Linked DNA regions of Homo sapiens: region 2 is linked to region 1. Evidence: chromatin contacts called from ENCODE Hi-C or POLR2A ChIA-PET data. All regions are on one chromosome and are shown on one strand. The core of a region is the stretch at or near the end of the contact, and the rest is flanking DNA. Distances in the headings are between cores, read along the strand shown.

Region 1 (2,700 bases), core at 180-2,679:
TGACTCAGAATCCCCACCTAGAGGCAGAACTTCGACTTCAATTCCTGACTCCCATACCCCACTGAGACCTCTAACCCCAATCCCAATCTCTTAACTCAGAGCCCCCCATTCAGAACCTCTACCCAAAGACAGACTCCAGACCCTGACTCCAGTCGCCAACTCGGACCTCCCTTGGATCTCAACTCAGAGCCATGATGCAGACTCCAGACCGGGATTCAGGTCCCCAACTCAGACTCCCGATCCTCTGTCCCTAATGAGGCCCTACCTAAAACCACCATGCGGACTCCAGACCCGGACTGACTGGGACCCCAACTACTCAGATCCCAACTCAGGCAAACTCCCAGCCAGGATGTGGACCCTAGACCCGAATTCTGATCCCAACTAGGATACCTAACTCAGAACCACAACGGGGATTCCCACCTCCGATCCTAATTCGGGCCCTGACTCAGAACCACTAAGTGGATTTCCGACTCCGGTCCCAATTCGGGCTTTGACTCAAAACCACAACATGGATTCCCAACTTCCATCCCAATAGCGCGGACTCAGAACCACGATGCGGATTCCAGACTCCAATCCCAATTCAGCCCACTCTGAACCACCATGAGAACTATAGACCCGGAATCCGATCCTTGGGACGCGGCCAGGAACTCGGACCTCGACCCTGGCCACGCTGTCCATAAGGTGCAGATGGGAGCGCACTGCCCAGGCCAGGCTGCACTGCTGACGCCTGTGATCTGGGACGGCCGCGGGGCACACAGCTCACCTCAGCAACGCCAGTGATCACCCGTCCCGCGCCGTCCGCCCAGGTCCGTGCTGACCGTGTTCAAACCCTCCCAGAGAGATGGGGAGGGCCGCGCTGAGGAGAGTCTGGGAGAACCGCACTGAGGAGCCGCCGGGAGAGTGCCGCGCTGAGGAGCCCCCGGGGAGAGTGCCGCGCTGAGGAGCCCCCAGGAGAGTGCCGCGCTGAGGAGGCCCAGGGAGGACCGCGCGGAGGAGAACCATGCTGAGGAGCCCCCGGGGAGAACAGAACCGCGGCGAGAGGCCCCCGGAGAGAACCGCGCCGAAGAACCCCCGGGGACAACCGCGCCGAAGAACCCCCGGGGAGAACCGCGCCGAAAAGCCCCGGGTGCCCCGAGGAGAACGGCGCCGAGGAGTCCCCGGGGAGAACTGCGCCGAGGAGCCCCCAGAAGAGCGCCGCGCTGAGGAGCCCCGAGGAGAACCGCGCCGAGGGGCGCGCCGGGGAGAACCACGATGACTGACGCACCGAGGAGGACCGCGCTGAGGGGCGCACCGGGAGAATCGTGCTGAGGAGCCCCGGGGAGGACCACGCTGAGAGGCACCCCGGCAGAATCGCGCTGAGGGGCGCCCTGGCAGGATCTTGCTGAGGAGCTCCCTGGAGGTCCGTGCTGAGGCGACGCGGCGACCGTTCTGCCTGGAGACTGCGGCAGCGCTCCGACTGCCCCCGCCGCTGCCGACGTGGCGACCGCCCCCCACCTGCTGATTGGGCGGCAGCAGGGGAAGGCTTGCGGCGGGCTGCTGCACGGATTGGCTGGGTGCGGAAAGTGATGTGCCGTGTCCTGTCATTGGCCGAAAGAGTCTCGTTTTGATGCCACCCGGGCTCAGATTGGCCCAGCGGGTCCAGCGCCGCATGAGGCACTGGCTGGGTGTGAGGTGGCGCGAGCCGCCGCCCTCCCTGCCCCCACCCGTCGTCCCTGAGCACCACCGGGGGCCGGGGCCAGCGCCAGCCTCAGCGTTGGCATCGCCGGGGTGAGCTGGAGACACGGGCCAGTTCTCTGCGTGATGTGTTCACCACCCCGGGGTGACCGCGTGAGGACAGCGGCCGCACCCCGACACTGCTGTGGGCCCTCGGTGTGGAGGCCTGTGGGCGTCCAGGCCACGCCCGAGACCAGCCCCTCCGCCGGCGCCGCTGCAGCGACCCTCGAACCCGGGCAAGGTCTCCACCGCCGTGGCACCGGGTGCGGGAGGCGTTTTCCCCCCTCCCAGCGGGTCCATGCAGGGGATCGGGATGTTCTGAAGCCCCCACTGCTGTGCCTGGAACACCCGTGTCTGCCGCTCACCCCTGAGGACTTGGGACCTCAGGGGGTGAGTGGCAGGGGTGGCCGGGACATGCCAGGCCACCCACCTGGCAAAGGGCAGCGCCGAGGGCGCCCCGCGCCTGCCAGCGCCCGGCCGGGCCCGCCCTGCCCACCTCCCATCCCCCATCCGGGCGTGACACTTGACCGCGTCTGCCGGCCCCTCCCCTTGTCCGTCCCCTCCGCGCCGCTGGCGCGCGCCTTCTGAATGCCAAGCATTGCCATAAACTCCGGGGACAAAAGCCTGGGTCACAAAAGCCCCCTCTAGAAGTTCACACCCTGAGGCTTCCCTGGCAAGGCTGGGGGCCGTTTGGCCCTTCCATGTGGACTGCAAAAACAGTGTTGGAATGCAGGACTCTGGGTATGTTCTCGAAAGTTGTTACAACCCCAACCCAGGGTTGACCTCAAACACAGGAGGAAGGGGGAGGCTGGAGCCAGCCAAGCGAGCCAGCCGTCCCCCCACCAAGGCACGCAAGGAGGCCATTCATCTTCACTGCCTCTGCCGAAAATATACGTCTACGGGAGAGCCAGGAATCTCTCTCCAAGGGTGACCGGGTTGGGGGTTTTGTTGTTCTTCAGCCCAGAAGAGAAAGAGAAAATGGTGTCA
Region 2 (2,700 bases), core at 200-2,699, 130 kb after region 1:
AGCTGTACGATGGGGCCTGGGCCAGGGATTGTGGGCCAGCTCCGAGCTCAGACATTGGTCTGCACATGTGGCTGGTGCAGGAGGCGCAGTGTGCTGGGCCTCAGCCTGGACACGGCTGTCCCATGCGCAGAGACAGGGTCACGGTGGAAAGAGAGTCCAGAGAACATGGGAGGTGCCGTTTCCCTGCGGCGGGACTGGGGCTGGGGCCCGGCTTCCCCGACCCTGCTGTCGGGCGTGTGCCTTCATAGCCCAGGAAGCCAGTTCCTGGCAGGGTGGGCTCTGCAGCCAGGCCGCCAGGGTGCAGACCCAGACCAATGGGAGGCCAAGGGAGGCCCGCAGCCCAGACCTTCCGAGCCCTCAGCCTGCTCAGCTCAGTGTCCTTCCAGGGAAATGGGCGTTTCCTGTGGGAAGGTGCCAGGGGCCCCGGGTGCTGGAAGAGCAAGCACCACGCGGGGGGGTAGGGGCGCCCCAGCCCTCTACTGGCCAGTGTCCCTCCAGTCGTCCAGCCCTTGCTGCCAGGGGCCCCGCCCATGTGCCTGGAATCACACCCTGGACGCTTCCTTCTTTGGGTTAGATGTCGTCGTCTTCAACAAATATTTTCTGAATGTCTGCTATGTACTAGACTCTGGGAACACAGGGGAAAGTATGTGGACCTGCCCATGAGGAAGTCAGTACAGTGGGGCCATGAACAATAAACAGACAATTAATTATCCTTCGCGGAGCTGCGCGGGGGCAGCTCTCCCAAAGCAGTCAGTCATTCACACTTCAGTATGAATGAGTCTCCGGGTACTTTGCTCAGTAACGGACTGGACCAGCGCGGCCTCCACGCCAGGGACTGGGGCAAGGGTGGAGTTTGGAGTAAAGAGAGAGGCAGGGCAACCCCTTTCCACAGACACTTTACCACCTCCCCACATTGACAAGCTGGCTCCCCAGGGCCACCCGGAGCCCCTTCCTCAGATCCTGTCCCCATTGGCATGGTCTCAGCCCCTCCTGCCCCAGTACCCTCTCCCCGAGGCCTCGTCCTCCCCGCCATCCTGGAAACGATTTTGTTGTCTGCAGAGATTATGTGTAACTGCCTGTGAGTTATAAGCCTCCACAGCAAGCAGCCTGTTACCTAACCAGGCCTGGCTCATGCCAATGTCTTGAGTAATTATTGGGGGGCGGGGGCTGTCCAGCCCGCAGCAGAACCTCTCCGAGGGAGTGCTATTGTTTTTCATGTCAGCTGCATTTTAAGGCTACATTTCACGTCAGCTGTGACTTGGAAGGAAAGAGGGCCCGGCCTTTGAAAAATGAAGAAATTGAGCCGGGGTTGGGGGCGGGGAGGGCAGGTTAACCCTTCGGGCTCCAGTATTCCCCAGCTTCCCAGGGTCTCCTGGCAGTAACCAGGCCAGCTGGGGGTCAGAACCCGCGGCCAGGCCCAGCAGCCGCCTCTTGGCAGCGCTGATGGAAACCGCCGTGCGGTTCCGCGCAGACAGTCACGGAAACTCAGGCAGACCCGGCGTTGGGTGCGCCAGGCCGGTGTGGGAGCACTTTCCCCCGCCCCCTCCTGCTGCTGCTTCCCCGAAGGCCTCCCCAGCAGACCTGCAGCTGGGCACCCACAGGGTAGAAATGCCCTGGATTGGCTGTGGCACAAGAGGGCTGGCCCAGCACACCCAGCCCACCACTGTGCTCCCAGAGGGAGAACAGAGAGGGGTGCAGAGGGCCAGAGAGGCACGGGGCTCCCCTGGGCACCCCTCGTCTTGGGGCCCCTGCCCTGCCTCCACTCAGAATCCCACTATGTGCTTGGAGCCATGCTGGGTGCTGGGGAGACACACTAACCACTTCCCCATATGCTCACAGCCAGAGAGACACACAGGCCAGCAGCCTGTAAACCACTGGGTGTGGGGTGTCTGGTCCTGGAGTGACAAGGACAGGGAGGAAGAAAGCCAGGCAGGTGGCCCATGAGCCGTGGAGTAGGTGGGGAAGGGGACATCTCCAAGGAGGTGACATCGGAGCAGTCCTCTAAGGAGTTTGGAGTCATTTTCAGTCACTCACAAGCCACAGGAGGGCTTCAGCCTGAAGCTCAGAGGTGATGTGCTTAGATGTCACAGAGCCGGGAGGGGAACAGGCTGGGCTGCAGAGAGGAGGCCAGGCACAGTCACCTCGTGTTGCTGTCCCCCAGGTAGGAGATAAGGGACCAGAGTCAGGGCAGGTGGGAGAAGGGGAGGTTCTTGGTTCAGCTGCTGCTGAGACAGTGACCCTGGGGACAGCCCAAATAAGAGAGAACTTTGCCACCCGCAGGGTCCCAGAGTAGCAGAAGCTTCAGGGCTGATGTGTGCCTGGTGAATCAGCCTGGCCCCAGACCTCCTCTCTCTGCTTGCTTTCCTGTCCACAATCCAGTGCTTCTGTCCTATGGTCCCCAGCGGCTGCTCCTGCATTCACCATCACATCTGCATTCCAGCAGCAGGAGGGAGGTAAAAGACATGAAGGACAGGCCCCACTCCTGTAAAACCCTACACAGAAGCGGCCCACGTCATCCCCCTTTCTGTCCACCCGCCGGAATGTGACGCACGCCTGAGTCGCTGCAAGGGCCCCTGGGGACGGAGTCTCTATTCCAGGCAGGCAAACACTCAGCTTAATTCAGGGTTCTGTTGATTAAAAAAAAAAAGTGGGGTCGGGGGGGCGGGGGAGAGCGGCTATGGAGACAAGTGGCTGTTTTGC

The links. Hi-C counts contacts between places; a loop is a spot of excess contacts on that map. ChIA-PET counts read pairs that join two places held with the same protein, here RNA polymerase II (POLR2A). Pooled maps may share reads with other maps.
Region 2: a loop to region 1 is called in a map of IMR-90, with 16 times the contacts of the local background. The contact joins the enhancer-like site here to the promoter of KCNQ1OT1 in region 1. A Hi-C loop is called at or near these places in 7 of 168 maps with a recorded cell type or tissue (HepG2, IMR-90, ascending aorta and 4 more) and 15 of 50 pooled maps. POLR2A ChIA-PET finds 5 or more read pairs at or near these places in 4 of 52 experiments (AG04450, H1, HepG2 and 1 more).

What each region holds. Positions count from the first base shown.
Region 1 is chr11:2,698,565-2,701,264 of GRCh38, forward strand. It overlaps KCNQ1OT1 (KCNQ1 opposite strand/antisense transcript 1), which reads right to left and starts at 1,430. Exons shown (of 1, transcript NR_002728.4): 1 at 1-1,430. The region is part of intron 11 of KCNQ1 (potassium voltage-gated channel subfamily Q member 1); the gene reads left to right. RefSeq lists silencers at 1,564-1,833, 1,844-1,913 and an enhancer at 1,631-2,700.
Region 2 is chr11:2,824,987-2,827,686 of GRCh38, forward strand. All of the region lies in intron 15 of KCNQ1 (potassium voltage-gated channel subfamily Q member 1), which reads left to right. Among named protein-coding and RNA genes, the nearest start is that of KCNQ1-AS1, 35 kb to the right of the region's middle. RefSeq lists an enhancer at 2,579-2,700. Within about 2 kb of position 1,450, at least 27 of the 41 ENCODE cell types and tissues checked have a DNase peak (open chromatin) inside an H3K27ac peak, as active enhancers do; they include IMR-90, ascending aorta, prostate gland and 1 more, where a contact is called at or near this core.